Linked DNA regions of Homo sapiens: region 2 is linked to region 1. A link is a loop called in an ENCODE intact Hi-C map of the cell type or tissue named here. Cell type or tissue: breast epithelium. All regions are shown on one strand. Links, peaks and the distances in the headings refer to the core of each region. The heading gives the core; the rest is flanking DNA.

Region 1 (16,363 bases), core at 5,481-13,480:
TATTTTTACAGAATACCGTGTAGTCGTGAAAGCTTTTGAAATTTCCTAATGAGTTACTTAAACTTTCTGGACTCAAGAAGTCCAATATTAACAGAAATAAATTAGTACAAGGTCATTGGCTGTAATTTTGGCCAAAGCCCCAAGATGATGGTATTAGAATAACCTTAAAATCTGGCAAAACAGTAGCATTCATAGATAACCCTAAGCTATATTAACAAACAGCTAAGTAAACTATTTGTTTACATCATAAAGGCTAAGGGAGTGAGGTTCATATAACTATTTTGCAAGTTTCACAGTCTTCAAGCAGCCCCACTATAAGATACTTAGTGTGTAACTAGGTGGCACAAGACCTAAATAGAGCCAATTAAATAATAACGATGATGGATGAAACTGTTGAGAAACAGAAAATGAGCCACAGCTGACAAATCCAGGAAACTCTTCTGCATTCACATTTTATGCAGTCACATGATGGTAAAGAGATGACTGTGGGGAATGACCAAAATAATATTAGATCTTTGGGATTTTCTCCAGGTGCCACAGAACTAAGGATCCACAGGCTCCAGGCATGAGAAATCTCAGGTTACATAAGTCTTTGTAGATTCATTGAGATTATGTTGAAACCAAACTTAAGGATGAGATCTTCCTTCATTTGCATGAGCTGTCCTGCCTCACTCTTCCTTGCTCAGATTTCTTTTTCTATGACTCAGAACTAAAAGGGAGGAAAAAATAAGGCCAGTGCCTAGCTCAGGAGCTGTGCCTGCTGAAGACCTAGTCCTTCCTGCCATTTCAACCCAACACCATAACAATAGGATCCTTTTACACTGGGCACAGTTCCTTGAGCCCTTCTCATGTGTTCTCATGCATTCAAGGGAGAACAAACACTAAGTTCTACATAAACCAACTTACTGAAGTCTAGTAACTTGAGTCCTTAGGAAACCATACAATATCTTTTGCAACCGCCATGTGTTTTCAAGGATGTGCAGTAAGAAACAGCTAGTTCTTTTTTTCTCTTTCTCCTAGACTTATGAAGAGGAAGAATTTTAAAACAGAAAATAAGGGTGAAAGGTAAGGTCTACTCTATGACCCCTTTACATATAACACCCTTTAACTATGAGAAGTAAAAGTACCTGCCTTCATTTGCTCTTGCCTTTAAACTTATTACCAGGTTACCTGAAAAATTACTTCTGGATAAAATAACCATTTTGACGTGGAATTTGAGTTACAATTATGTCATTCATGAACACATATACACACTCGAACATAATCTCTTCTGTGGTAACAAGCTGTGAAAAAAGTGAGAAGGCTAAAATCTCAACCTAAATATGAATCATTTTAGCACTACAATTATTTGCAAGCACTGAACATGTAATACCCAGATACTCCTGTAATTAAAAGGTGATTCTGAAAAAGTCATTGGTACCATACATATCTGTTATTCTGTATTCCAAGTATTAAATTTTTTATTCAATGTTGACTTAATGTTATTACTTTCTAAATCTCTACACCTGCCTCCTATTGATTTAAGGGAATCATTTGCTGTAATTCAGACCCAAAGCACCCTGAAACCAAAAAGAAGTGCTGATTGATGTCAGACTGAAGCCAATTCTTGGATGTTGTACTTTAAAACAGTTTCAGAATCTAATCTAACTTTTTTCTGACCTAAAGAAATAGCAAGGAATAATGAGAATTTTTTAAGGAAAATACTGTACAGCATTCTCATAAATATTTGTATCTTCTCAATATCAAGAGTATGAATTTTGGCTATAAGATATTCAAATTCAAGCAAACATTAGCATGACAGAAAGAAATTACTTCAGACATTTCCACATTACGCTGCAAAAATTGTTTGTTAAATTAGATGGGTGAAAGTTGAAAATAATTTTTTTCGTTGAAACAAGATTTTAAAATGTCACTTCGTCCCCTCGGGCATCCCTTCAGAAGTTAATTTATTCTATAATGTTGCTGAACTATTCGACATTTTAAAAGTATTAGCTAATGGCACTATATCTATCATTGAAATAGTATAGTAGCTACACAGTATTATCCAATCTCATGACATAACTAGGCATAGAAAGTTCCACTGCAGATAGGACAAAATAGACTACAAATAATACCGAAAATCATCTTTATTTCTAGGAGGCATGGTGGGTGACATTCTTTTTTGGACTTTCGCATTTTTATTTTCTCATAATGACAACTTGGCTGAGTATTAAAATGTTGGCTCCTCCAGGCATGGTGGTGCACACCTGTAGTCCTAGCTATTCAGGAAGCTAAGGTGGGAGGATCACCTGAGCATGGAATTTGAGGCTTCAGAGAGCCAAGATTGTGACACTGCACTTCAGCCTAGGTAACAGTGAGACCTTATCTCAAAACAAAACAAATTAAAAAAAAAATGTTGACTAACTGTACCCCCTCAAATCCCAAAGATATTATTCTATTGAGTTTTTTTATTATTTTTTACCACTGACCTATTGGAAATCCAAGGCAGTTTGCATTTTAATCCTTTGTAGGCAAAATATTGTTATTGTGGTTGTTTAGTGGGGCAGGGATGAGAGCTAGATGAAGGTTAGGATGCCTATAGGAAACTGTTTAAGAATGTATCTACGTGTTAGTGTTGCAATATTCAAATGGGCAAACTCAGGTCTTTCTTCAGCTGAGAAATGTGTTACTTGCATTATATCTTTAACTTTTTTTTTGAGACAGAGTCTCGCTCTGTCGCTCAGGCTGGAGTGCAGTGGTATGATCTTGGCTCACTGCAGCCTCCGCCTCCCAGGGTCAGCAATTCTCCTGCCTCAGCATCCCGAGTAGCTGGGATTACAGGCACCCATCACCACACCTGGTTAATTTTTTTTTTATTTTTAGTAGAGACGGGGTTTCACCATGTTGGCCAGGCTGGTCTCGAACTCCTGACCTCAGGTGATCCACCCGCCTCGGCCTCCCAAAGTGCTGGCATTACAGGCATGAGCCACAGCTCCCGGCCTATCTTTAATTATTTTATGTCTATTTCATCGAACAGATTTGTAGCATAGTTAGAATTCATTTCATGGACATTTTTGTGGTAGTGCAGGAAGTCAATTTTGAGCAGGGCAAAGACAAATACGGGAAAATACATTACGAGTCTCCTGCAAAACATTAAAAGATACAGAGGGCACTACTAACAAAAGGATAGAGAAGAAGTAGATGGGAGAAATATGTAAGAAGTAAAATCTGAAACTACCTAACTTAGTGATTAATTAGATATGAGGGAATAGGAAAAATTAGAGTAAATGCTCACATAATGTATGGGTAACAGTGTCACTGACACCATCATTAATTATGATTAGACACATAGGGGAAGGAACAAGTTGAGGTGTCTGTGTGTTCTAGCTATCTAGTGTTGCGTGACGAACCACCCCAAAACTCAAGGTTTTAAAATAGCAATCACATTTATCTTACCAATTAGCAATTTGGGCCGAGCTCAGTGGGGAAATCTCACCTCGACTCCATGTGGTATCAATCAGGGCAGCTTGACCTGAAGCTGGATGCTCCAGTTCCAAGACAGCTCACTCGCACACAGCTGGCAAGTTGGTGCTGGCCGCCTGCTGGGACCTCTGCCAGGCTGTCTGCTCCAACACCTATATGTGGGTTCTCCATGTGGCTCTCTGACTTTTTCACAGCATGGTGTCCGGGGTCCAAAAGCAAACATCCCAAAACACAGCAAATGGAAGCCATCAGCTTCTCGAGGCTTGAACCTGACACCATATTACTTGCACTATATTCTACTGATCAAGCAGTCATAAAGCCCAGGCTCAAAACGAGAGACATAGACCCCACTTCTCAATAGGAGGCATTTCATATAGTTTTGCAGCCATGTTTTGAAACCTCCATACTGTAGGACATCTTAAGTCCCACTGTGGGACAGATAAGTTCAATAAATAATTTCATTTACAAATCTTAAAGGAACCTTTAGGAAAGAGGTCAAAAAACATATTCCAACTTGGGAAATATAGACAGAGGGACATTTACTGTAATTTTAATGAAGTTTAACTTTCATGCCCCTTACTTCCAAGATGAGGACTTGTACTTAATTTTATATATTTTTCTTACAGAGAAGCTCCAAAATTTTATAAGCTTCAGACTCCATAAAATTTTATGTACCCCTGGGTAAAATTTAAATAAGAGTAGATGAGATTTTCTGAGGAGACTGTATAGAATGAAAAGAGCAGTGGTGTAAGAATGGAAACCTGCAAATGTCAATATATTCACACCATGAGGAGAGAAAGAGGAAAGGGATTAGGAAGGAGATATTTAGAATATAATCAGAGAGTTAGGAGGATATCAGGAAAGAATTTTGTCAAACATACCAGGCAGTAGAAAGTTTCAGAAAGAAGTGGTTGGTAAATAGTCTCAAAATAAAGCATGAAGTTTGAAAAAAAAACTAAAAAAGAATCCTGTTCAGTCAGCATCATGAAGATTCATTAGCAACCTTGTCAAAGCAACAGAAGCTATTTTTCGGCATGTTGAGAATAAATGTTAATTTTAAAAAAATGGAGCTAGCAAGAGATTTGGCTGGCAAACATTAGAAATAGATGCAGGTGTAAGCGGTTGGGAACTAGAAAAATACATCTTTCAGAGGCTGTTTTCAGCAAAAATACAAGGGATACAAAAATATATAAAATATATATTTAAAATACATATAAATATATTATATAATATTTATATTTACATAATATATTTATATGCATTTTATATTTTATATATAATATATAAATATATTTTTATATATTTATATATTTATATTTATATTTTTTTATATATTATGTATTTTGTATACTTTGTATTTTTGCTGAAAGCAGGCTCTGAAAGATGTATTTTTCTAGTTCCCAACCTCTTACACCTGCATCTATTTCTAATGTTATATTATATACAGTTATATAGACTATTATTATATATAATATAATAATTATATAGAATATTATTATATAATATAATAATTATATAGAATATTATTATATAATATAATAATTATATAGAGTATTATTATAAATAATATAATAATTATGTAGACTACTATATATAATATAATTATTATATTATATATTATATTACTGTATTATATATTAATTATATTATATATTATTATATTAATATATTATATGTTAAAATACATTTTTAAAATATATTATAAATATTTTATATAATAAATATCTATAATAAATAATTATAAATAATATATATTTAAAATAATAAATATAAAATATAAATAAAAAATACAAAGTATACAAAAATATAATTGTAACTATTAAAGAAGTTAAAGCAATATCTTCAAGTATTTCCACAATGAAATGCCAATCTCAGATGGCTTCATGCAAAAATTCTCCCAATTTTTCAAGAAAAAAATCATCTGTCTTACACAATTTCTTCTAGGAAATATGCCACCAAATCATTTTACACAATCAGCATAAAACTGATACCAAAGTCATGCAGACATTAGAAAAGGGGTAAATTTTGGCCTTTTTAGTTCATAAATAAAGATGCAAAAATTTTAAACAAATTACTAGCAAAGCCAATTGGAATAGTATAGATAAAAAATAACATCCCATAATCAAGTTGCAATTATCTCAGGAATGCAGGGATGGTTTAATATCAGAAAAATCTATAATGTGGTTCAATGCATTAACAGATTAAAAAAGAAAACCATTGCTGGGCACAGTGACTCACGCCTGTAATCCCAGCACTTTGGGAAGCCGAGGTGGATGGATTACCTGAGGTCAGGCGTTCGAGACCAGCCTGGCCAACATGACGAAACCCCATCACTACTAAAAATACAAAAATTAGCCAGGTAAGGTGGCAGGCACCTGTAATTCCAGCTACTCAGAAGGATGAGGCAGGAGAATCACTTGAACCTGGGAGGCAAAGGTTGCAGTGAGCCGAGATCATGCCACTGCATTCCAGCCTGAGCGACAAGGGTGAAACTACATCTCAAAAAAAAAAAAGAAAAGAAAACCATATGACCATTTTAATAAATGCAGGAATAGAATTTGATAAAATTCAACATAATACAAACTCATAGTAAGAGAACAGAAGTGATCTTCTTAGGCATAGTACCTATTATCAGAAAATGTTGGTAGTATCCTCTTTAAAGTCAGGAATGAAACATTATCATTACTTCTCATCAACGTTATACTGAAGGCTCCATTTATACCAAACACCTAAGTACCCCCTCTTCTCCCAGTTTCTGTGCTAATCTCACCTCTCAGTCTGCTTTGCTAACTTGGTCTCTACCTGACAGTCACAGAGCATCTAGTTCCTCCAATCTTCCTCTCAATCTGAGCTGTACAATTGAACCAGTCTTGAAATTTATGGATGTTTAGCCAGACACAGTGACTCACATTTGTAATCCCAGTACTTTGGGAGGCAGAGGCGGGAGGACCAGTTGAGCCCAGGAGTTCAAGACCAGCCTGGGCAACATAGAGAGACCTTATCTCTACAAAAAAATAAATAAAATTAGCTGGACACAGTGGTGCATGCCTGTAGTCCCAGCTACTCAGGAAGCTAAGGCAGGAGGATCCCTTGAGCCCTGGAGGCTGAGGCTGCTGTGAGCCAAGATTGTGCCACTGCACTCCAGCCTGGGTGAGAGAAAGAGACCCTGCTTCCAAAAAAAAAAAAAAGAAAAGAAATTTATGAATTATTGAGTTCCACCTTTAGAAACTCCTATTTGATTGGTCTGGGCATACATAGCATGGGCATCTGAATTTTCTGTATCTCCTCAGGTAATTCTAATGTATAGCTCAGGTTGAGAACCACTAGATTACAGTTAAAAAAAAAAAAAAAGGAAGGAGAGAGGAGAAAAGGAAAGGGAAAGAAGAGTAGAGCAGTAAGTGATTCTCAAACATGGCCGCACATTAAAATCACCTATGACCTTTATACAACCCTGATGCCCAGATTCCCTTCTATATTGATTCTGAAATCAGAATCTGTGGAGGTATGATCCTGGCATAGTATATTTTAAAAGATTCCACATAGCTTTCTTATATGCTGTCAAGATTGACAACAACTGCTTCCTTTTTTTTTTTTTTTTTTTTTTTTTTTTGAGACAGAGTCTTACTCTGTTGCCCAGGCTGGAGTGCAATGGCGCAATCTCGGCTCACTGCAACCTCCACCTCCTGGGTTCAAACGATTCTCCTGCTTCAGCCTCCTGAGTAGCTGGGACTACAAGTGCACACCACCACGCCCAGATAATTTTTGTATTTTTAGTAGAGACGGTGTTTCACCACATTGGCCAGGCTGGTCTCAAATTCCTGACCTCAAGTGATCCACCCACCTCAGCCTCCCAAAGTGCTGGGATTACAGGAGTAAGCCACTGTGCCTGACTGGCACAAACACTTTAAATCCAACTGTCAACTCTGCGTCTTCTTTTGTAAGTCGCCTGGCTGCCCAAAGGCCCAAGGCTTCTCCTCCCTCACACCTGTGCCCATATATTCACTTCTGTCCACTAGGCAGCAGACTCCACAAGGGTGAGGGTTGTGACTTTCCTGTGTGTTATATATGAGAGCCGAAGCAAAGTTTCTCAAATCTCCCTTAGCTAGAAATAAGATTGTTTCCACATTACTGGCATATTCTGCAAACACAAATGAAGATTAATGGCTAAAAAGAGGAGAGGTACAGGAGCAAGAACCCAGGGAAGTGTTGATATTACCGATTTTAAAAGATGTGTGGGGGGTAAGTGGGAAACAGCACAAGACAGGGAGGAGTCAGCCTATAGTGAAATATGCACTAGAAATAGACCAGCCCTCTCCCCTTCAGAAGCACAAAACACATGGCAAGAACGGAGTCTGCCTCCACTCCCATCAAGCTCTGCACTACATTTCCCAGAAGTGACTTTTTCCACCCTTTCTTTCCCCTCTTTTCCATCAGTATTAAAGCCGGGCGCAATGGCTCACACCTGTAATCCCAGCACTTTGAGAGGCAGAGGTGGGTGGATCACTTGGGGTCAGGAGTTCGAGACCATCCTGGCCAACCAACACGATGAAACCCCATCTCTACTAAAAATACAAAAATTAGCCAGGCATGGTGGCGGGCACCTGTAATCCCAGCTACTCAGGATGCTGAGGCACGAGAATCACTTGAACCCGGGAGGCAGAGGTTGCAGTGAGCCGAGATCTTGCCATTGCACTATAGCCTGGGCAACAAGAGCGAAATTCTGTCTCAAAAGAAAAACAAAAAATAAAAAATAAATAAAGGGGTGAAAAGGGACTCCCCTAACCCTCACTGCCACAGTGGTGAGAAAAGAAATCTTCTCACACCCCTAGAATCCACATAGTAAGAAGGGACTTTCCTGCCTACGTGACAAGATGGGAATCCCCTGTCACAGAAGCATCTAGAAAGTAAGGGATGTCCGTCCGTAAATAGAGTATGCACCTCCCAGCCAAGGAAACCGATCTTCCTTGAAGAACAGCTCTATCTACACGTTTCATACACTGTCTCATTGAATCTGCTTTATCATTCCCATTTTACAGACGAGGAATCTGAACTTGTCCATGGTCACAGAACCAGTGAGTGGTAGAATCCAGTTGTCAGTCAATACATGTCAGAATAGTTCCAAAATCACTGTTTCTTCCATTGTAAAATGCACTAAGTTGTCCTCGTGGTCAACTTATTTTAGTTTTTTGTTTGTTTTTTCCTTTTTTTTCTATAGGTGGGGCAAGAGGCAAAGAAGATGTTTTATGTTTTTTGTTTTTGAGACGGTGTCTCACTCTGTCTCCCAGGCTGGAGTGCAGTGGAGCAATCTCTGCTCACTATAACCTCCGCCTCCCAGGCTCAAGGGATTCTTCTTCCTCCACCTCCCTAGTAGCTGGGATTACAATCACTCACCGCCACACCTGGCTAATTTTTGTATTTTTAGTAGAGACGGGGTTTCACCATGTTGGCCAGGCTGGTTTTGAACTCCTGACCTCAAATGATCCACCCGCCTCGGCCTCCCAAAGTGCTGGGATTACAAGCATGAGCCACTGCACCAGGCCAAGAAGATAGTTTTAAAGGGAGAAGTCAAACAAGATGGTAAAGGCTAAAAAATTGTTCTCAAAATGTTTCCAAAATATCCCTTATCATCTTGAGACGGAAGGCAACTCATTGTTGATCTCATGTTAAAGCAACACAGAATAACACCATAAACTTTTTCCATCTACCGTTATCAAGATCAAGGAACCTGGGATTTGTCTTTGTAAATATTATTGACAAACTCCAGGCCAGCGGGGGAAACCCCTATATAGCCCTAGGGAACACACTTAGCCCAGCCTATGTTCCCCAGCATTCTCGGGTAAAACCCAGCTTTCCCCAGGCAAAAGGTGAAGGTGCATAGGAAGTCCAACCCTGTTTGGGAGACTGCCAGACAGAGCCGCCTTCTCAGACCCACTCACCTGGAGCTAAGGTGCCAACACGGGCGTCACTTGAAAATAAGCAGAAAAGCTCTGCAAGTCCCGGCACGGCCACACCACCTCTGCAGTTGCTTCCATTGGAATCACTCCCTGACTCGCTGCTATGCCAGTTTATTTTGTTGCTTATATTCATTAGATGAAAATGATTTAATTAGGCGATTACGTTCGGGCTTGTTTGGTGTGCAGTATCACTCCTGCATTTTTTGGTTGTGTCCACGTATTTAAACCTCAGGGGAAAGGAGAATATTTTTATTCCCATGGCACCTGTCCTTTAGGACAAATTAAATATTGTTTTCTCTTGCTGCCTACCTCATGATCTCACTGCTTTGGGGCTGCATAATGAGAAAGAAACCATTTCAGTAATTGCCATATTGTGAAGAGCTGTAGGGAACGTTATAGCTACTGTATCATAGTACTGAAGTTTTCGTTTATAGGAATAAAAATAGTGATAGAGGAGAGTCCACAAATGCATTGTTTTTCAAGGCTGGCTCAGTCTTTGACTATCTGTGCCCCCTTGATAAAAAATGGCCAAAGATATGCAGACATAGTCTAACTCCTCTTTTCTCATCTGTGCACGTTCAGGAGAAGCAACCATGAACATGAAACAAAAGGGGAAAAACACAGAATGTTTCAGTGCCGTGCATGCAACTGATGCTCAAAGAAAAAAAAGAAAAATACTTGGCCGGGCGTAGTGGTTCATGCCTGTAATTCCAGCCCTTTGGGGGGCCGAGGTGGGTAGAACACTTAAAGGTCAGGAGTTTGAGACCAGCCTGGGCAACATGGTGAAACACCGTCTCTACTAAAAATACAAAAATTAGCTGGGCGTGGTGGCGTACGCCTGTAGTCCCAGCCACTCAGGAGGCTGAGGCAGGAGAATCGCCTGAACCTGGGAGGTGGAGGTTGCAGTGAGCTGAGATTGTGCCAGTGCACTTCAGCCTGGGTGACAGAGCAAGACTCCATCTCAAAAAAAAAAAAAAAATACGGCTGGGTGTGATGGCTCACGCCTGTAATCCCAGCACTTTGGGAGGCTGAGGCGGGTGGATCACAAGGTCAGGAGATTGAGACCATCCTGTGATTGGTGAAACCTCGTCTCTACTAAAAATCCAAAAAAAAAAAAAATTAGCCAGGCGTGGTGGCGGGCGCCTGTAGTCCCAGCTACTCGGGAGGCTGAGGCAGAAGAATGGCATGAACCCGGGAGGCGGAGCTTGCAGTCAGCCGAGAATGCGCCACTGCACTCCAGCCTGGGCGACAGAGCGAGACTCCGTCTCAAAAAAAAAAAAAAAAAAAAAAAAAAAACAAACCTGCTGATTTGATTTTTAATATGATTTACATTCTAGGTCTTTTCAAATGCCCTCAACATTAAAGACTAATGCTTCTGAACAAAAGCAAGTTCTCTCGTTCCCCAGGAGTCCCCTCTGTACTTTCCAATCCCCTCCCCCTCCAAATCACTCATACAACCCTTCCATAATTTTTCTCAGGCTCAATCCTATACATAAAGTACCATCTTTCTGATTAGGATCTCACATTTTATCATTTAGTAGCTCCTGAAATCTTTGCTCCTCCTAGGAATGCCTTTTAATCTGTCTCCCATACCCACACACACTAGGATGTGATTCCTATCATTCCTCTTCTCGAAACATCTCACAAAATTAATGTACTTATTTGCCTATAGGTAACAAAGACTTTATTTCGTATGTCTGCTCCTTGTTCAACTGCTTTCCCCCATAATGATACAGCAGTGAATATAGTAAGAAAACAGGAATCCATCTGCTGTGTTGGAGACAATCTCTATACCCAGTTTGCTCCTTGTCTGCAGTGATACTTATGATGGCATTTAAGAGAGCCTAGGGAGAAAACCAGACTGGAAACTTGCTATTTCAGTTATCACAAGCAAGAACAGGGCATCCTGCTTGCCTGTCTGTCCTCATTGGTGTCACAGGCATAGGTTACACTCGTCCATGCCCATAAGAAAATATCAGAAAATGACTGAACCATGATCGCTTTTTAAAATTGTGATTCACATATCATACTCATCACATCATTCAAGCCTCTTTGTGGCCGGACGCGGTGGCTCACTCCTGTAATCCCAGCACTTTGGGGGGTTGAGGCAGGAGGATCACCTGAGGACAGGAGTTCGAGACCAGCCTGGCCAACATGGTGAAACTCTGTCTCTACTTAAAATACAAAAATTAGCCGAGCGTGGTGGCACATGCCTGTAATCCCAGCCACTCAGGAGGCTGAGGCAGGAGAATCGCTTGAACCTGGGAGGTGGAGGTTGCAGTGAGCCAAGATCGCGCCATTGCACTCCAGCCTGGGGGATAAGAGCTAGACTTCGTCTCAAAAACAAAGCCTCTTTGCCCATGGCAGCAAGGCTCTGGGGTTTTTACTTTGTTGTTGCCGTTGTTGTTGTATTACCTTGAGTGTTTATAAAAACATCTCAGGTATTTCTGAGTAAACCAGCTGCTTCTGCTCCACTCGTGAATTTTGCAGTTTACTGGGTTCTAGCTCCATGTCAAATGGTAGCTATATAAACAATCTCCTCTACACATGTCCTTTACATGCACAGGAGAGGGCCTGCCTGGTACAGCCTGCCATCCATCCATCAATCCATCCATTCAGAATATTTTTATTAATGGCTTGCAATGCATTGTTCTGGGCATTGAGGATATTACCCTAAACAAGGCAGACAGGAACCCCATACTATGAAAATTACCCTGTAAGATAGAAGCCTCTTTCCTGACCTCTAGATGAAGTCCCAGAGGAAGCCTGCCTCTGTCCTTTTGTAGACTTTCTATAGTTATAACAGGCTTAGCTGGGGCGGCATCCTGCTCTGCTGTTAGTTTTCTGTTCCCCACTGCAGCACGGGTGAATCAGAGCAAGTAATAATCATTGGTTTGTACAGTGCCCATTTCTAGATTTTATTTCATAAACCTATGCCCAGTTCACATCTAGTAATAGAACGTGCTCAGACACTGTGACTGCTGTGCCAGTCAAAGCCAAGAGACATTCCTAATTCAACTGGATAATATTTTAATGTGTAAAACTTGTGGCTTTTTTTAGACAAGAAACATATTAAAAGAATGCCTAATTCTATCCAGTTCAAAGATTATAAGAGTTGGATGCAAAGATCTACAATTTAAGGTTCAGATCTTAAGATTTGTGATCTTACAATTTACGTATCTTAAGAGCCAAAAAAATGAAAAATCCAGTCCAGCATGGCTGCTTCCTGAGCCCTTGCCTTAACTTGGTACAATTAGATATTGCAGATTGCATATCTAAAAGCCAGTTAAGTAGCAGACTTCCCTGACAGACAAAACTAGGAAAAGCTTCAGTCGAACCTAGTGGACATCGGATCACCCCAAATGGAGGCCATTTACCCAGCAACTATGAAAAGAAGCCTGCCAGAACATTTTAGTTCTACACGACACTCTACTAATACCCAGGCCATCTTCTCCAGGCATTAAGTGCCTTCAACAAGCCAAGAAGGCAACTCCCATAATCAAGTAGAAAGGTGATGCAAACTAAGTATTTTGTGTCCCTCCAAAATTCATATGTTGAGGCCTAAATCTCCAATGTGATGATATTTTAAAGGTGGGGCCTTAGGTAGGTAATTAGATTATGAATGGGATTGGTGACTTTATAAGAGACATTAGAGAAATGATCTCTTTCTCCACCAAGTGAGGGTACAATGAAAACACTGTCGTCTGTAAACCAGGAAGACGACCTTTGCCAAGACCCTTACTATGCTGGTGCCATGATCTTAGATTTCCAGCTCCAGAACTGTGAGAAAAGTTTCTGTTATTTAACACACCCAGTCTATGGCAATTTGTTATAGCAGCTGGAACTGACTAAGACTGAGGGCAATCCTCAAAATTCATCAGGGTAATACATTTGCTTCATAATAGATAAGCATCTTTTTAAAAAAATTTTTTTGACATTTTTATAGAGACACGGTCTCACTGTGTTGACCAGGCTGGTCTCAAACTCCTGGCCTCAAGCAATCCTCCCATCTCGGCCTCCCAAAGTGCTGGGATTACAGGCATGTGCTATCATGACCAGCCAGATAAGCATCCTTTAATTCCCATAAATTTTGGAAATTGAGTTGATAAATGCTTAATAAAAAAAAAAACCTGTAATCTTTATAATTTTGTTATTAAGGGATATGTGAATATTTGGAATTTAAAAAGTCACATGAGACTTTGGCCTCTTCATGTAACAGTTCAGCCCTGTAATTCCACCTTAAAATATATGATTGAGTTATTGATTTAGAGTTTAGATTTACACAATTTTAATGATATAATATTGGAAGATTTAAGAGATTTTAGTGTTCCCATAGCTGAATTTGATTTGTTAGATTTACAACAGTTATTTAAATACTTAGAAAAGGTCTGTTAGCTAAAGCAAGCAACTAAAGTCTATAAAAGGAAAATCAAGCACATTTAAATCATAAATGAAATTTAAAGTGTTCCAGGCTGTTTATTTAAGTTTGTGAAAAGGACCAAATATTAGTCAAAGGCTGCTTTAAAAATGATTGTTAAAATTTGCTCGATTTATAAACAGAAAAATAAGATTTATAAACTGAACTTAAAAGCTTAAAAAGAACTACATGTGTGGATTTGTAACATTAATTAATTGATTATTAATTTTTAAAGCGAAAAAACTCAGTAATCTTTTCTGCACACAAAAACTGCCTTGAAGGATAATTTTTAAGCCATATTTAACAACCTTCTTGGGAACTCAGTGAGTGAATGAGGAAAAAGAATTACGCTCACGAAGAAAAGGTAGATAAAATATATTTTTAAAAATATGGCCCAGAGTTAAAACTAAATAGTATGCTTTCACTTACCCTCTCCTACCTTCCAGTAAATGCAGGAGAAATGCTACAAGATAATGTGGATGAAGCAAAAGATCAGAATTATTCAACAATTTTTATTATTGAGTACCTACTCTATGTTTTACACTATGGGAAAATGCAAGAATATGTGGCATTTATAATCTAGTGAGGCAGGTAAGACTCACAAATCTGAAACAGAGAACAGAATGATTCAGTTCAATAAACACTTATTGAGAGCCAGCCTTGCAACAGATATAGTGACTGGCTCCAGGGAGGGGGAGGCGGCTGGGCTCAAAAACAAACAATAAGCTTTATAATTAAGTGCTAAATTGCGTGTTGCAGAAGTCAAGTGAGAAGCATTCAAAGAGAGATAACAAAGTCTATTGGAACAGCTGAGATTTATGGATGAGGTAAGAATTGATCTGGGCTTTGAAGGATGGAAAGGACTTCAATAGGCAAAGGGGGTGGGGCTGGAAGAGAGGGGCACTATGAATCTAGTGTGCAAGGGAAGCAACAAAAGAAACCAGCAGAAATGCTACACATTGAATGACAGTGGAATTAGATCATGGAGCAATTTCTAAATTACACAAAACTAAAATTAAAGCTAGTTACTAGACTAAGCTACTAAACAATAATAAAAGCAATAATAATTACTACCAAACATTGAGAGGAGGTGGCATAAAATAAGATAAATCCTCATATGCCATAGCAATGAGTCAATAGGTACTATTTAAATTTGATTAATCATAAAAAAATTATGAGCATATATTACTAAACCTTTTGTGATAAACACCAAAGGAAAGATAAAGCTAAAATAGGTTGTCTCTGGGGCTGGAACTAAGGATGAGGAGGGTGGGGGACCAGAGAATCTTGTTATAAACTTTTCTGCACAATTTGAGTTGATACCACATGATTGTATCACTTTGATCCAAATATGAATATTCAAAACAAATAAACTCAGTTATTAGGCCATGTTTGTTTGACCCAGAGGTAGATTTACTACTAAGCTAATAAAGCCTAAGCCCTGATTCCTTCCAAGACCTACATCTAATTTTGTATGTATGTACTTTCTAATTTTTTTTTTAAAAAGGCCTTCCCACAGTCATATAAGCACCAGGCCCTGGATGACCCTGGTTTGAACTACAGTCTTTTTCATTTCTCACAGTTCTTTAATGCCTTTCTTCCTTGACATTTCCTAGAAAGAACCTAGTCTCTCTACTTTTTATGTTACTTTTAATCAAGGCATATGGTCTTAGTTATGCTAATAAATAATCTTGCTTCAAAATAAAATCTCTACTTGATTCAGTAAACAATATCGAGGCACGTAGTTTTGTTGTTGTTGTTGTCCATGAAAAGAGTATATTCTTTTATTGTTTTTTGTCCATACATGTTAAGTTTCAACTTTCAATAATAAAATTCAATAAATTTGATTCCTTCATCATAAAAACTTGCTTTACACATTATTTACATGTTGCCAAAGTCCATGCAAAACATCACAAGGATTTGATTGACTCCATGCATGATGCCATCACACAGAAGGAGGAGGGAGCTAATCCAGTAACATACATTCAAAGATTAAATTATAGATACGTACAGTGTATTTAGCACTGTTCATTAATATTATAACACCTTCCTCTCAAAGACAGGCATTCTTAAGCGTTAATCACAATATACCAGAATTTGCACTTAGATTTTTAAACAAAGAAATGAACAAGGGGGAGTGGTGATCTAAAAAAACGTCCCCTTGACAGAGTTTGAATTGAAGTTGGGAGAGCCTGGAAGCACAGGGACCAGTTGGCAACTGTTGCAGTAACTGCTTGGTGAGATATAAAGGCTTGGATCAGCTGGTAATAGAAGTAATGAAGAAAATGAGACAGATGCAGGGGCTATTTTAGAAAGGAATTGACCAGGTCGGGTTACCAGCTAAAGACCTGCCCTACAAATAGTTAGGATACTTCCAAGTTACACTTTGGGATAGAGCTTGATTTTTCACTCATTTTTTGGCAAATGTCTCACAGGCTTCAACTGAAAAGTTGACCAGTAAAGCCAATTTGAATGAATGCAGCCTGCCAGTCCCTCTGTAATTCTAGTCAAATATTTATGGATGGAATTC
Region 2 (16,363 bases), core at 5,454-13,453, 72 kb after region 1:
CTCATGCCTGTAATCCCAGCTACTCAGGAGGCCGAGGCAGGAGAATCGCTTGAACCCAGGAGATGGAGGTTGCAGTGAGCTGAGATCGTGCCACTGCACTCCAGCCTGGGTAACAGAGCAAGAATCTGTCTCAAAAAAAAAAAAAGAAAAGAAAAGAAAAGAAAAGAAAGAAAGAAAGAGAAAGAAAGAAAGAAAGGGAAAGAAAGAAAGAAAGAAAGAAAGAAAGAAAGAAAGAAAGAAAGAAAGAAAGAAAGAAAGAAAGAAAGAAAGGGAAAAGAAAAGAAACTGGGAGAAAAGCAGAAAAGCAGAACATTAGCCTACTCTTTATTATAACAATTTTTTGCTTTGAGACGGAGTCTGGCTCTGTCGCCCAGGCTGGAGTGCAGTGGCACAATCTTGGCTCACTGCAACCTCCGCTTCCTGGGTTCAAGCGATTCTCCTGCCTCAGCCTCCCGAGTAGCTGAGGTTACAGGCACGCGCCTCCACGCCCGGCTAATTTTTCTATTTTTAATAGAGACGGGGTTTCACCACGTTGGCTAGGATGGTCTCAATCTCCTGACCTCGTGATCCGCCCGCCTCAGCCTCCCAAAGTGCTGGGATTACAGGCAGGAGCCACTGCGCCCGGCTATTGTAACAATTTTAAGGCAAAGTTCTAGATGCTAGTTTGTATCATACGATAGGATATTATAAAAGCATTAGTCTTTAGGGTTGACATTTTTGTGTTTTTGTTTCTTGCCAATCTAAAATTTATTAGGGGAGATGAAAGTGGATACACACACACACACACACACACACACACACACACAGCAGCAGCAAGTAGAGCCCAGTGGTAACAGTAATAAATTCTTTCACAGCAGAAGTAATTGTTTCCATTACCAAGTTATTCACATTTAATTTATTTGTGAAATTTGAGGTAAATGGTTCTCTTCAGGCCGGGAGCGGTGGCTCGCGCCTGTAATCGCAGCGCTGTGGGAGGCCAAGGCAGGCAAATCACCTGAGGTCAGGAGTTTGAGACGATCCTGGCCAACACGGTGAAACCTTATCTCTACTAAAAATACAAAAATTAGCCAGGCAGGCAGGGCACAGTGGCTCACGCCAGTAATCCCAGCACTTTGGGAGGCCAAGGCAGGCGGATCACCAGAGGTCAGGAGTTTGAGACCAGCCTGGCCAACATGGAGAAACCCCGTCTCTACTAAAAATACAAAAATTAGCCAGGTGTGGTGGCGGGCACCCGTAGTCCCAGCGACTCAGAAGGCGGAGGCAAGAGAATCGCTTGAACCCGGGAGGCAGAGGTTGCAGTGAGCTGAGATCGCACCACAGCACTCCAGCCTGGGAACAGAACGAGACTCCGTCAAAAAAAATTAAAAAAAAAAAAAAATTAGCCAGGCATGGTGGCGGACGCCTATAATCCCAGCTCTCCAGGAGGCTGAGGCAGGAGAATCACTTGAACACGGAGGGTGGAGGTTGCAATGAGCCAAGATCGCCCCATTTCACTCCAGCTTGGGCGAAAGAAAGAAACTCCGTGAGAAAAAAAAAAAAAAAAAAAAAAGTTCTCCTCAATTAAGCACTATCCTGGAAGATTTTTTTTCCAGAATCTATAGTGATAGCCATCCCCTCTCTCCTAAACTCCAGATCCATATTTCTACCTGCTTCCTGATCATTTCCATCTAAATTATCCACAGGCCATGTACAAACTTGGAACTCATCCACCCAACTCACCTCTTCCCCATGGACTCCTAATCTCAGAAAATCGCATTGCCATCGACGTAGCCCTGTGGGCGTGAGGGTAGGAAACTTCGTCTCACTGCCCATGCTTAGTTAGACACCAAGTCCCACAGAGCCTATGAAACATCCCTCAAGTTTATATAATCTATTATGTTACCAATGGGTTTATCCTATTCAGGTCATCCTTTCCTCTAAAGAATAGTATTTTGAAAGATGCTGAACAGAGCTCTGTTTCTGGCCCAGATGAAATAACAGTAACTGAATTTATTGTTCTTCATGAAACAACTAAAAAACTGAACAAACCTATGAAAGAATGTTCACAAAACCTTGGTCATCAGGCAACAAAGGACAATGATCCCTGAGAGATGGAAAACAAATAAGGTGCGCTCTGTGGTTTCCCCAGCTTTGTACCTAAGGAAAGCTTCCCAGCTTGGCACAGGGAGGGAAAAGCCAAGTGGAGCCCGACAGTCTCCCTGAGTTGAGGAGACAAAATGGTGAGTGTGAGAAATTCAAAGCAACCAGAATTCACTAGGGCAAATTGTCAGAAAGAAAAGAGCTGGAGCTCTGGAAATCTTCAGAGGGTAACCCTTGATGCTCAGCTGAGTACTGACCACCACATGCAAGTGAGAAAATTACCTGAGGCCAGGTTAAAAATAAATAAATAAACAACTCAAAATATTAATGAGTACAATTCCATAATCCTATATAGAGCTGAAAAACTCACCTGTGCCCACTAACCAGATTGGTAAACTTCATAATTCATACAACATCAGTTAAAATACTATGGCAAGAAAGGGTTTGCCACAGTAATGGGGAAAAGCTAGTCCCAGGTTAAACATTGCTTTGCTCCTGGCTCAGCAAGTTTTAAAGCCATACCCAAAATAATCTAAATTTATGAGCAATTTAGGCATAACTTGGAACAAAGCTAAATATTTATAGGAATATAAAATTATCCAACAATTAGATAGAAGACCACCTGGGAATACAGGTTCTATAGGCTTAAAAAAAATCAACAAGGTAAAAAATCACATCTGGCATCCAACCAAAAGTTCTAAGGAAAGAAAAGAAGCAGGAAAGGATGACCCATGATAAATACAAAAATCAATCAATCAAAATTGACCCAATATTCACATAGATGATAGATTTAGTAGATAAGGCCGGGCATGGTGGCTCATGCCTGTAATCCCAGCACTTTGGGAGGCTGAGGCAGGTGGATCATGAGGTCAGAAGATCCAGATGATCCTGGCTAACACTGTGAAACCTCATCTCTACTAAAAACACAAAAAATCAGCTGGGCATGGTGGCATGCACCTGTAGTCCCAGCTACTCAGGAGGCTGAGGCAGGAGAATCACTTGAACCCGGGAGGCAGAGGTTGCAGTGAGCCAAGATGGTGCCACTGCACTCCAGTCTGGGCGAGAGACCAAGATTCCATCTCAAAAAAAATATATAGATAGATAGATAGATATAAATGAGATTTTTAAAAAAGAAAGGAGAAAAAATAGTGAAACCAAAGTTGGTTCCTTTAAAAAAATCAATAAAATTGATAAACATCTAGAAAAATTGATCAGGAAATAGAGAAGAAAGAAATTACCATATCAGGAATGAGGTTAAAATGAATATTTGAACAATTTTATGCTAATAAATTTGACAATTTAAATGAACTGGACAAATGCCTTGAAAGACACCAACTATCACAGCTTACTTAAGAGAAAATAACTTGAATATTCCATTATCTCATAAACAAATTAAATTTGTAGTTAAAGACCTTCCAAACAAGAAAACTCCAGTCCCAGATGGCGTCATGAGTGAAGTTTACCAAACACTTAAGAAAGAAATAATAATTCAACACAAAGTCTCTACAAAAATTGAAAAGGAGGAAATGCTTCTCAACTTCTTCTATGAGGCCAGAATTACTCCATTATCAATATTAGAAAATAATATTACAAGAAAAGAAAATTACAGACAAAACTCCTTCATAAGCAAAATTAAAAAAAAAAATTTAACCAATTGAAACCAAAAATATATGAGAAAGATAATACCTCATGACCAAGTGGAGTTTATCTCAGGAATGCAAGGCTGGTTTAACACTTGAAAATCAATCAATGTAATTCAGCATACTAACTAACAAATAAGCAAAAAGATCATCTCAATAAATGTAGAAAGATCATTTGACAAAATCCAATGTGTGGGCCGGGCGCGGTGGCTCACGCCTGTAATCCCAGCACTTTGGGAGGCCGAGGCGGGTGGATCATGAGGTCAGGAGATCGAGACCATCCTGGCTAACAAGGTGAAACCCCGTCTCTACTAAAAATACAAAAAATTAGCCGGGTGCGGTAGCGGGCGCCTGTAGTCCCAGCTACTCGGGAGGCTGAGGCAGGAGAGGCGTGAACCCGGGAAGCGGAGCTTGCAGTGAGCCGAGATTGCGCCACTGCAGTCCGCAGTCCGGCCTGGGCGACAGAGCGAGACTCCATCTCAAAAAAAAAAAAAAAAAAATCCAATGTGTGTGCTGGTTAGAATGTAAAATTGTACAAACACCTTTAAAAGTAATTCAACAGATTCATAAAATGTTCCACATATATGTACCATTGACTTAGCCATTCCATTCCTAGGTATATCCAAAAATAAAAATTAAAAACACATGTTCATACAAATAAAAAATAAAAACATATGTTTTGCATATGGATTTATTTTTTATTTTTTGAGACGGAGTCTCACTCTGTCACCCAGGATGGAGTGCAGTGGCATGATCACGGCTCACTGCAAGCTCGGCCTCCCGGGTTCCCGCCATTCTCCCTGCCTTAGCCTCCTGAGTAGCTGGGACTACAGGCACCCGCCACCACACCCGGCTAATTTTTTGTATTTTTAGTAGAGATGGGGTTTCACTGTGTTTGTCAGGATGGTCTCAATCTCCTGACCTCATGATCCACCCACCTTGGCCTCCCAAAGTGCTAGGATTACAGGCGTGAGCCACTGCGCCCGGCCCAGCATATGGATTCTTATAACAACTTTATTTGTAATAGCCAAAAACTGGAATCAATCCAAATGTCCATCAATACATGAATGGGTAAACAAAGTGAAGTGCATCCATATAACAAAATACTACTCAGCAATAAGAAGGAATGAATTGTTGACACATGCAACAACATAGGTGAATCTTAAAATAATTATGCTGACTGAAATGAGCCAAATCAAAAAGAAAGCGTAGTTACTATATAATTTCATTTATATAAAATTCTAGAAAATGCAATCTAATCTCTAGTGACAAGGGGCAGATAAGTTGTTGCCTGGGGTGGGAGAAGGAGGAGGCATCACAAAATAACATAAGGAAACCTTTTGGGGGGTGATAGATGTATTCATTTTCTTAATATTGGTGATGATTGTTACTTGGGTACATACATATGCAAACCTTATCAAGATGTGCACTCTAAATATGTGCAATTTGTTGTATGTCAATTATACCTCAGTAAAGCGGATTTTGGGGTGGGAGAAAAAGGCTTCTAACTCATCTCCATGACTCCAGTATCTTGAATTGCCCAGGTGTCAAACTTGTAAGTGATTAGGTAATCTTGGATGTTCAACCCAGTTGAGCCTTCAGATGACTCCAGCCCCATTCACTGTCTGATTACGACTCTAGGAGAGACCTCAGGGGATATCCACCCAGCTAAGCCAAATCAGCCCAAAGAACCATTATGACCCACTAAGTTTTCTTTTTAGCCACTAAGTTTTGGAGAAATGCGTCACACAGCAATACATCACCAGAACAGTGGGTTTTAAGGTTTTATTTTTTTTCTCAATCAAACCTTTTCTATATACAGAACCTTATTGTTAAGTTGAATATAATAAACAGATAAAAGTAAAACTGCTGGCTGGGTGCAGTGGCTCACACCTGTAATCCCAGCACTTTGGGAGGCCAAGGTGGGCAGATCACCTGAGGCCAGGAGTTCAAGACCAGCCTGGCCAACATGGTGAAACTCTGTCTCCACTAAAAATACAAAACATTAGCTGGGCATGGTGGTGGATGCCTGTAATCCCAGCTACTCAGGAGGCTGAGGCAGGAGAATCGCTTGAACCTGGGAGGCGGAGGCTGCAGTGAGCTGAGTTCACATCCATTGCAATCCAGCCTCGGTCATAAAGCAAAACTCCGTCTCAAAAAATAAAAAATAAAAATAAAAAAAGTAAAACTGCTTTGGCTAAAATGGGAGTGGAAGAACCTAGATTTTTACTTGGCCAGGCTTCCCTGAGTGGTTCCTGAGCCAAGAGTGGCTCTCGGAGAACCTTTGTGTGACCCACCCCCACCCCAGAATTTCTCCTTTCTCAGATGGGAATTGAGGACATAAAGATTAAGTGTCACACACAAGTTATCGATCTGTGATGAAACTCTAGGTGTCTTTATTCAGAATTAACTTCACCATGCTATTGAGAATAGAAAAATGTTGTAAGCATATGTAAAATATCAGTTGTTGAATCAGAATAAGAGTGAAGTAAAAAAAGTCAGAAAAGCACACTGTGTCTATCTTGACAAATTTAACCACAAATCAACTTTTTTACCCAAGATTAAAGGAAATATTGGGTATTTGATCGGATATTTCCACTAAGATACGTTAGCACTGGTATTCCTTAATATATATTGGCCATTTTTTGTGTTCGTGATACATGAAAACAACCCGGGAAATAGGCTGAATTTGAAATAAAAATAATTTATTAGTTTTAGTGAATAAAAACACCACACCCTGCATATACTGCCAAATGGAAATATCTAATTCTTCTCAAGAGGCCTCTTTCACCCTTTTTTTCTTTTTTTGTGCTAATGGTGCAAAAACAGTGCAGTAAATTCTGTGTAATGGCCTTTCATATAGTATATTGAAATCAAATGCTCAATTTTCAATCTCTACCCGAGATTTGAAATGATTATGCTGATAAGTAGTAAAGAAAATAGATCTAGAAGAGACACACTTCCAACTAATATGATAAATTTATTTCAAAATAACATGAGTCCTAAAAACAAACACAGCCAAAATATACCTTAGAACTTCGCTATAAATCTCAGTGGACGGTTCGCTGAACTACAGCAGTAGGAATAATGTTTCTATGGTAAAAACTTAAGTCTTGCCTAATGCTGAGTTGAGAAGACCATTTCATTAACACAGGTATGACTTAGGATGGCAGCAGAGCCAAACCTGTGTACACTGAAACTGCCATTTTCTACATGTAAATGTAATCTTACATTCTGTACCAGCACTCCATCTCAAGCTGATATTTACAACTGTTTGCTCCCCGACTTGGTATCTCAGTACTCCATTTCTGCAGCTGTAATTGAGTTTCAAAGTTACACAGCAATAATTATTTTATAAAATTTTTATTACAGTAGGCTAAATGAATGCAAAAGCAGAATAATCAATTTATAAACTAAAATTAAAATTATAGACACTATATAAATGGTTTCTTTTTAAAACTCTTCAATTAAGCACTGCTTCTACCAGACCAAGAATATTTTAAAAGCATGAATGAAGTGGAATGCAAAATCAATGATATCAATGAGTGTATTTTACTTTTGTATTTTACTCTTCTTTTTTTTGAGACGAGGTCTTGCTCTGTCCCCCAGGCTGGAGTGCAGTGGTGTGATCTCAGCTCACTACAACCTCCATCTCCCAGGTTTAAGCAATTCTCCTGCCTCAGCCTCCCAAGTAGCTGGGATTACAGGTGCATGCCACCACGCCCGGCTAATTTTTGTATTTTTAGTAGAGACGAGGTTTCACCATGTTGGCAAGGCTGGTCTCGAACTCCTGACCTTGTAATCCACCTGCCTTGGCCTCCCAAAGTGCTGGAATTACAGATGTGAGCCACCACGCCCAGCCTTATTTTAATTCTTAGCATGTATGAGGGTATGTCACCTAGACCCATGTGTCAATTGCTTTTTTAAAATATGCATATTTAAAATGGAAGGATTACAAAATTCAGTAATGCTATATAGACTGAATAAAAATTTAGTTTTTGTTTTCAAAATAAAACTCATAAGCAAATAAATCATTTTGTTTGAATGCTTCAGTTTTAAGTAGTATTATAAACAAATTTCACTACTGAATCTTGTGGTCCAAGCTTCCATATTTCTTCTCTTTCAGGTCAGTAGAGAAAATATTTTTCATGCCTATGTTTTGAAAAGAATCGTAATCAAAATTAAAAACAACAGTGCAAATCTCTTGAAATCCAAAATGAATCATAAAAATATTAAAGTATGATTAATACTATTAACTCTTTTGTAATGCAAGAATTACTTGGGCACTTAGCCAACATGTACAACAACATACAGTTATATGAGAAACTTAGTCATCTGTCTTTAGGTGCATAAATGTCTAAACCTATTAATTCTCAAGGGAGATGAGAGATGAATACAGAATAAGCTAAAAACATTTTTCAAACTAGGCACAATCCCTCTCTCTATTAGACTAGGGACAGGGAAAATGTAAATGCTTGGGAAAACTTGTAACTTAATCAGAAAGCTACGCCCCTCACCTTGTTAAACCCCCTTCCTAAGAACTTCTCTGCCGGGCACAGTGGCTCACGCCTGTAATCCCAACACTTTGGGAGGCCAAAGTGGGTGGATCACGAGGCCAACATGGTGAAACTCTGTCTCTACTAAAAATACAAAAATTAGCCAGGCGCGGCGGCAGGCACCTGTAATCTCAGCTACTCGGGAGGCTGAGGCAGGAGAATTGCTTGAATCTGGGAGGTGAAGGTTGCAGTGAGTCGAGATTGCACCGCTGCACTCCAGCCTGGTGACAGAGCAAGACTCTTGTCTCAAAAAAAAAAAAAAAAAGAACTTCTCATCTAACCATCTTTATGATGATCTTCTACAAGGAAAGATTTAGTAATAACAATCATAATAAAATAATGACAACACCTTATATTGAATATTACTTTGCTATTTACAAAGTCCTTTCATTTAATTATTTAATTTGACGCTTACAATAGCTCTATGAAGTAGTCATGGTAGATACTCATTTTGCAACTGAGAAGTCACTTCTTTGAAGGAATATATATATATACACACACACACACACACACATATATATATCTCTTCAATAGTTTCAGCTATATATACTACAGCTGGGGCTAGGATTTAAGGTTATCTGATGCTCAGTCCAGTTCTCTTTCCCTGTATAATACAGTTTCCTTGAGATGGTGCTTCCTGAATTTTTTTAAAGTTGTTTTAACTTAAATGCAAGTCAAATTCTTCAGTTTCCTCTCATACGATTCCTATTTCTGGGTTAAGACTTCTGAAAACATGAAAGGAAATGAAACGTGAGCAAAACATAGATTTAAGAACTCCTAGGCATGGATCCACCAAAGACAACTCAACAAGAAAAAGGGTGTGACCTAATGCTGTGTTTCCAAAAGCAATGATTAGGGAAAGGAAGACAACAATCTGAGAGGAGCAAGAGAGAGCTGGTTTAACTCAGCTATTAACCCTCAGTTCAGCTCCCCCAAAGTCATATTAGCTTCTTAAAATAAACAGAAGAAAAAGTACTGAGATTCAAACCCTTGGCCAAGGGAAAACCACATTGAATACAGTGGGAATCAAGTCAAGAAGTCTTCCACATCATAACAGAGTCAAGTCTGAACAGAATTGACCAAGCAGGAAAAAAATGAAAATAAATGTAATGGAAGCTCTGAAAACATACTATAGGAAAAGAAACAAGGAAAGAAGAGAGAGAGAAAGAGGGAGGGAGGGAGGGAGGGAGGAAAAAGGGAATGACAGAAAAGACCTTGAAGAAAAATCAACTTAAAGATCAGAAGGAGGCCGGATGCGGTGGCTCACGCCTATAATCCCAGCACTTTGGGAGGCCGAGGTGGGTGGATCATCTGAGGTCAGGAGTTCGAGACTAGCTTGGCCAATATGGTGAAACCCCTTCTCTACTAAAAATACAAAAATTAGCCGGGCGTGGTGGCAGGCGCCTGTAATCCCAGCTACTCAGGAGGCTGAGGCAGGAGAATCGCTTGAACCCAGGAGGTGAAGGTTGCAGTGAGCCGAGATTGTGCCATTGCACTCCAGCCTGGGGGACAACAGCAAAACTTCGTCTCAAAAAAAAAAAAAAAAAAAAAAAAGATCCCAAGGAAATTATTAAAATTTGCTTCATGCCATAACATACATTAATGAGACTATTAATTCAATAAAGTGTGAGCTCAAAGAGAAGATGATAAAACCACAGAATGAGATTAAAAAGATGTGACTGAAACTATATCATCATAGGACTAATCAGTAAGCTAGAACATGGCAAGGAAGAATAGATACCACTGAATATAAAATCATAAAGCATAAAATATGAATTCAAGTAGAATAAAAATAATGCTAATAAATTAAGGAAAAATAAAGGATCAAAATTCCAACTAATAATCGTTGGCTTCTCTGTGCTAGAGAAACTACAAATGCACCAGAAGCTGTGGTGAAAGATACAATAGTAGAAAAATTTCCACACTCTCACCCCAAGTGAAGGAAAAAAATCTGGATATGCAAATCGGTTCCAAGAAAATTGTATATAGAATGCTCAATATAGAAACTACCTTAGTTAGTAACCACTGAACATCAAGTACAAAGAAAGAATTCTTTAGATGTCCAGGAAAGCACATCGCCCACTGTAATGGTTAATTTTATGTGTCAACTTGACTGGGCCATGAGGTGCCCAAACATCTGCTCAAACATTATTCTGGGTGTGTCTGTCAAAATGTTTCTGGGTGAGATTCACATTTCAATTTATAGACCGAGTAAAGCAGATTGCACTCCCCAATGTAAATAATCAACTGAAGACATGACTAGAACAAAAAGGCTGAAGAAAAGAGAATTCTTTCTGCCTGGTTACAAGAGCTTTTCTAGCCTTGCGACTTGGTCTAAAACAATGGTTCTTCCTGGGTGTCAAGCATGCTAGCATTTAGACCGAACTATTAGAACCATCAGTTCTCTTGGTTCTCGGGACTCCAGATTCAGACTCAGACTGGCTCTCCTGGGACTCCAGCTTGCTGCCTCCAGGTCTTGAGATTTCTCAGCTTTCATAGTTGCATAAGCCAATTCCTTATAATAAATTACACACAGAGGCACACACATGCACATCCTATTGGTTCTGTTTCTCTGGAGAACCCTGACTAGCACATATATACAAAGGTGAAAAAAAATCAGACTGGCTTCCCAGGTATTCCTAGTAACATACAATGGCAGAAACTAGAGACACATTCACAAATTCTAATGAAAAGAAACGGTGGCCAGGCACGGTGGCTCACGCCTGTAATCACAGCACTTTGGGAGGCTGAGGAGGGTGGATCACCTAAGGTCAGGAGCTCGGGAACAGCCTGGTCAACGTGGTGAAACCCCGTTTCTACTAAAAATACAAAAATTAGCCGGGTGTGGTGGTGCGCCTGTAATCCCAGCTACTCAAGAGGCTGAGGTGGGAGAATTACTTGAACCTGGGAGGCGGAGGCTGCAGTGAGCCAAGATCGCACCACTGCACTCCAGCCTGGGCAACAAAGCAAGACCCCGTCTCAAAAAAATAATAATAATAATAAATAAGAAAAGAAACTGTGACTCCGGAGCACAGATTCAGTCATGGCATCTTTCTAGTATAAAGACCATAACAGATAGTTTTAAACATAAAAGAACTAGGAATATCACTGAAGTGCCCTTCTTGAAAAAATATGTGACAATGAAATCTAAACAAATAAAAGGTGAATCAAAGTAAAGATCAGAGAAGCTATGGTACAAAGACTGGTGGGGAACAACACTTCCACTTAAACCAAGAAGTTATACTAAAACAATGAAAACTATGATTACAGAAAGTAAACACTGTAAATCTGGATAACTTGAAAATAATATAACTAACAGCCAGTGAAGACGGGCAAAGAGAAGATGGAAGAGTATTAATGTTCACACTTTATACTACCTAAAATTGAGGGGAAAATATTTTTATTTTTAAAATTATTTATTTTATTTTATTTTATTTTATTTTTTTGAGACACAGTCTCACTTTGTCACCCAGGCTGGAGTGCAGTGGCACTATCTCGGCTCACTGCAACCTCCGCCTCCCAGGTTCAAGCAATTCTCCTGCCTCAGCCTCCTGAGTGGCTGGGATTACAGGCATGCACCACCACACCTGGCTAATTTTTGTATTTTTAGTAGAAATGGGGTTTCGCCATGTTGGCCAGGCTGGTCTTGAACTCCTGACTTCAGGTGATCCGCCCGCCTCGACTTCCCAAAGTGCTGAGATTATAGGGGTGAGCCACCACGCCCAGCTGGAAAATACTTTTAAATGTTCTTCACAACCTCTTTTATAACTTTAGAGGGATAATTTAGGAAATATTTCTTGGGGAGGAGAAACATTTTTTTTTGAAGTCCAACAATTCCTCCAGTTATGTTTCATTTTATTTTTCTTCTACTGAATTCAACAGTTTTTATTGAGAAACAGTACTTAGGCCATGATGACATTTTTATACAATATCACTATTTGAGTGCATGCATAGAAAGAGGCAAGTCCCTTCGGTGTTAACTGTGGCAGTGTCTAGGTGGTGGTATTTTAGGTGATTCACATTTACTTTTCATTTTTACTTTCCTAAATAGTTTGAATTTTTTTTTTTTTTTTTTTTTTTTGAGACGGAGTCTCGCTCTGTTGCCCAGGCTGGAGTGCAGTGGCATGATCTTGGCTCACTGCAACCTCCGCCTCCTGGTTTCAAGCGATTCTCCTGCCGCAGCCTCCCGAGTAGCTGGGACTACAGGCACACACCGCCACGCCCAGCTGATTTTTTGTATTTTAGTAGAGACAGGGTTTCACCATTGTTGCCCAGGCTGGTCTCGAACTCCTGAGCTCAGGCAATCCACCCGCCTCAGCCTCCCAAAGTTCTAGGATTACAGGCGTGAGCCACCGTGCCTGGCCAGTTTGAATTATTTTTTAAAACATTTAAGCGGTTTAAAAAAAAAAATGCTAGACACTAAAATGCAAATTACCTAATATATACCTAACCGTTCTTTGTTTTTCTAAAATAAATTTTCAATTTCTAAAAATATCAAGTTGCCCCCTAGCTATCTAATTGCTATCAAATATTTGATGCAGTGCTTACAAAAAAAATGATGCAAAATTATTTCATGCACCTTTGCCTGTACTCTCTCTCAATGGAAGAGAGCTAGAGAATCTTAGGAAGGAAGAAAGGAAAAAAATTGGCTGGGCACGTTGGCTCATGCCTATAATCCCAGCACTTTGGGAGGCCAAGGCAGGTGGATCACCTGAGGTCAGGAGTTCGAGACCAGCCTGACCAGTATGGTGAAACCCCGTATCTACTAACAATACAAAAATTAGCCAGGCATGGTGGTGTGTGCCTGTAGTCCCAGCTACTCAGGAGGCTGAGGCAGGAGAATCACTTGAACCCGGGAGGCAGAGGTTGCGGTGAGCCGAGATCATGCCACTGCACTCCAGCCTGGGTGACAAGAGTGAGACTCCGTCTCAACAAAAAAAAAGGAAAAAAAGTAAGCCTTTTACTTTCTCCCACTTGAAACATACATGACTGCAGTCCATTTTACCTCCAGAGTAAATAAGTAAAAATGACCCAGACATTATCTTAATGAGGCAGAATTCATATAAGTGTGGGCCATGGTAGCAGGTTTGAATACTGACTCTCATTTCTAGGTCTGAATAGAAACCTCGGTTTAAATACTGACCCTTTGAAATCTAGGCTTGAATATTGACTCTCATTTCCTGGCTGTGTGACCTTGGCAAGTTCTTCTTTCTGATTCCCAGGGCATATGGCCACAGAACATGGTACATGATGGCAAGAATTAAACAGACAACATGTGTAAATAAATTGGTACGTATTAGGTCTTTGGTAAATGGTAGCTATTATTATTTTCAAAATAATTATTTCATTAAATTGAAAGAAGGGACTTGGAAAGACAATCAAATTAGAAAACATTCTGGAAACCTCTCCAAAGGCAACTTTTCCCACTTCCACGGCATCTATTACCTTTTTCGTGTCTACGGCAGGAGTGTGAGGGCCCTTTCCAGGGGAGCTGAGAATGGACAGTTTCAACAATGAAAAGTGGTAGTAGAGTCTCTTTCCTTCTCGGTACTATGTAGACCAACACAAAGCCTGGCTCTTTCTGGACTCAAGTAGAAAGGAGGTCTCTGCTCATGATTTCATGGTATCAGCTTTGTAGCATGCATCTGGATTAATTTTTATGAGCCCTTAGAGTATATCATTTACCAAGTTGTACGTGCAAGCAGGTTGCCTGACTTCCCAGAAACTAGGTTCACGAGATAGTGCTGAGCCTTTCCGGGTGAATGAATGACCAGAATGCAAGACCCTCCTAGCCCTTCACTGAACCGTGGCTCTCGAGGGTGTAGTTCTGCATGTATCACTGGGCTGCAGAAATGCTTTCCAGTCCAGCTCACAGCGCTATGCACACAGCTCCTCCTTCTCCATCTGAGGAGGGCATTTATAGGGCACACACAGCTGTCCAAAGAGGAACAACTCCTTCAGCAGCGCACTTTAGGCTTGGCTTTTGTGAGAGAAGAATAAACATGAGCTTTGTGGAAGTTAAAGATAAGAAAATACTGCGTCCTGGCTACAGGTCCAAGTCCAATCTCTTACACTCACAGAGCCCATCCTTTGAGTCATCAGCACAGAGCTTACCAGTCCTTACCAGTAAGGGCATTCTCTCAAGAATCTCAGGCTCTAATTCTAATCCTGAGTTAGGCTAGACAGCACACTTGCCACCCCCCACTTTGGTGTCAGGAGCTGATGTGCCAAATGTATATCAGGTCCTTAATTGCTGGGATGATTTTTTCACATTCACTTTTGGATCTTTTTTATCTTTTTCTTTTTTTTTTGAGACAGAGTCTCGCTCTGTCTCTCAGGCTGGAGTGCAGTGGCATAATCTTGGCTCACTGCAACCTCTGCCTCCCAGGTTCAAGCAGTTCTCTGCCTCAGCCTCCCGAGTAGCTGGGATCACAGGCACCCACCACCACGCCTGGCTAATTTTTTGTATTTTTAGTAGAGACGGGGGTTTCACCATCTTGGCCAGGCTGGTCTTGAACTCCTGATCTCAAGTGATCCACCCTCCTTGGCCTCCCAAAGTGCTGGGATTACAGGCGTGAGCCACCGCACCCAGCCTGGATCTTTATCTTCTATTATTTTGAGAGGATGGAAAAGCAACGTACAAATGCACTTTATAGCACTCTATCAGGCACTCTGAAAAAAAATGTGAACTCTCAGGCCAGGCGCAGTGGCTCACGTCTGTAATCCCAGCACTTTGGGAGGCCTAGAGGGGCAGTTCACTTGAGCCCAGGAGTTTGAGACCAGCCTGGGCAGCATAGCAAGACCCCATCTCTATAAAAAAGAAAAAAGTTTTCTAAATAAAAATTATAAAGTAACTTAAGAGTATAGTTTGATTGTTTGTAAGCCAGGTGTGGTGGTTCACACTTGTAATCCCAGCACTTTGGGAGGCCGAGGCAGCTGGAGCACCTGAAGTCAGGAGTTCAAGACCAGCCAGGCCAATATGGTGAAACCCCATCTCTACTAAAAATACAAAAATTAGCCGAGTGTGGTGGCGCACACCTGTAATTCCAGCTACTTGGGAGGCTGAGGCAGGAGAATCACTTGAATCTAGGAGGCAGAGACTGCAGTGAGCCAAGATCTTGCCACTGCACTCCAGCCTAGGTGACAAAGTGAGACTCATTCTCAAAAAATAAATAAATAGGCAGGGCATGGTGGCTCACACCTGTAATCCCAGCACTTTGGGAGGCCGAGGCGAGCGGATCACCTGAGGTCAGGAGTTCGAGACCAGCCTGACCAACATGGAGAAACCCCATCTCTACTAAAAATACAAAATTAGCCAGACGTGGTAGCTCATGCCTGTAATCCCAGCTACTCGGGAGGTGAGGCAGGACAATCACTTGAACCCAGGAGGCAGAGGTTGCAGTGAGCCAAGATCACACCATTGCACTCTGGCCTGGGCAACAAGAGCGAAACTCCATCTCAAAAAATAAATAAATAATAAATAAAAATTTAAAAATAAAAAATAATAATTGGATTGTTTGTAAAACAAAGAAAGGATAAATGCTTGATGTGATGATACCCCATTTAACTGATATGATTATTATGAATTGTATACCTGTATCAAAATATCTCATGTATCTCATAAATATATACACCTACTATGCACCCACAAAAATTTTAAAACACAAAATAAAATGAACCAAGGACTTTAGCAGATGCATCACTAAAGAAGATTTAGGCTCTATCACCTGCCACCACTGCCCGGGCCCAAGTGGTTCACTGAGCTGTGAAGACAGATTCCAGACGCTGGGAACTCACGCCTCCAATCCCAGACGCTGTGTCCAGCAGAGGCTCCATGGTTCTGGCCTACAGTGGCAGCCTGGACACCTCCTGCATCTTTGTGTGGCTGAAGGAACAAGGCAATGACATCATTGCCTACCTGGGCAACATCGGCCAGAAGGAAGACTTCAAGGAAGCCAGGCACTGAAGCCCGGGGCCAAAAAGGTGTTCACTGAGGATGTCAGCAGAGAGTTTGTGGAGGAGTTCATCTGGCTGGCCATCCAGTCCAGTACACTGTATGAGGACCACCTCCTGGGCAGCTCTCTCCCC

The links. Hi-C counts contacts between places; a loop is a spot of excess contacts. Peaks named below come from ENCODE experiments on the same cell type or tissue, not always from the same donor. Only the 100,000 strongest peaks of a DNase experiment are listed, where the experiment ranks them.
Region 2: it touches region 1 in a loop (29-fold over the local background); 2 of 110 quality-filtered maps call a loop at or near these places.

The regions. Positions count from the first base shown.
Region 1 is chr3:177,370,345-177,386,707 of GRCh38, reverse strand. No RefSeq gene overlaps it. Among named protein-coding and RNA genes, the nearest start is that of LINC00578, 63 kb to the left of the region's middle. RefSeq lists an enhancer at 8,262-8,441. In breast epithelium, for the core only: a CTCF peak has its summit at 9,505; a DNase peak (open chromatin) is centred at 9,407; H3K4me3 peaks cover 632 bases; H3K27ac peaks cover 858 bases.
Region 2 is chr3:177,298,118-177,314,480 of GRCh38, reverse strand. All of the region lies in intron 1 of LINC00501 (long intergenic non-protein coding RNA 501), which reads right to left. It also overlaps the pseudogene ASS1P7. Among named protein-coding and RNA genes, the nearest start is that of LINC00501, 12 kb to the right of the region's middle. RefSeq lists a silencer at 8,913-9,113 and an enhancer at 14,208-14,297. In breast epithelium, for the core only: no CTCF peak of the experiment used is centred there; no DNase peak of the experiment used is centred there.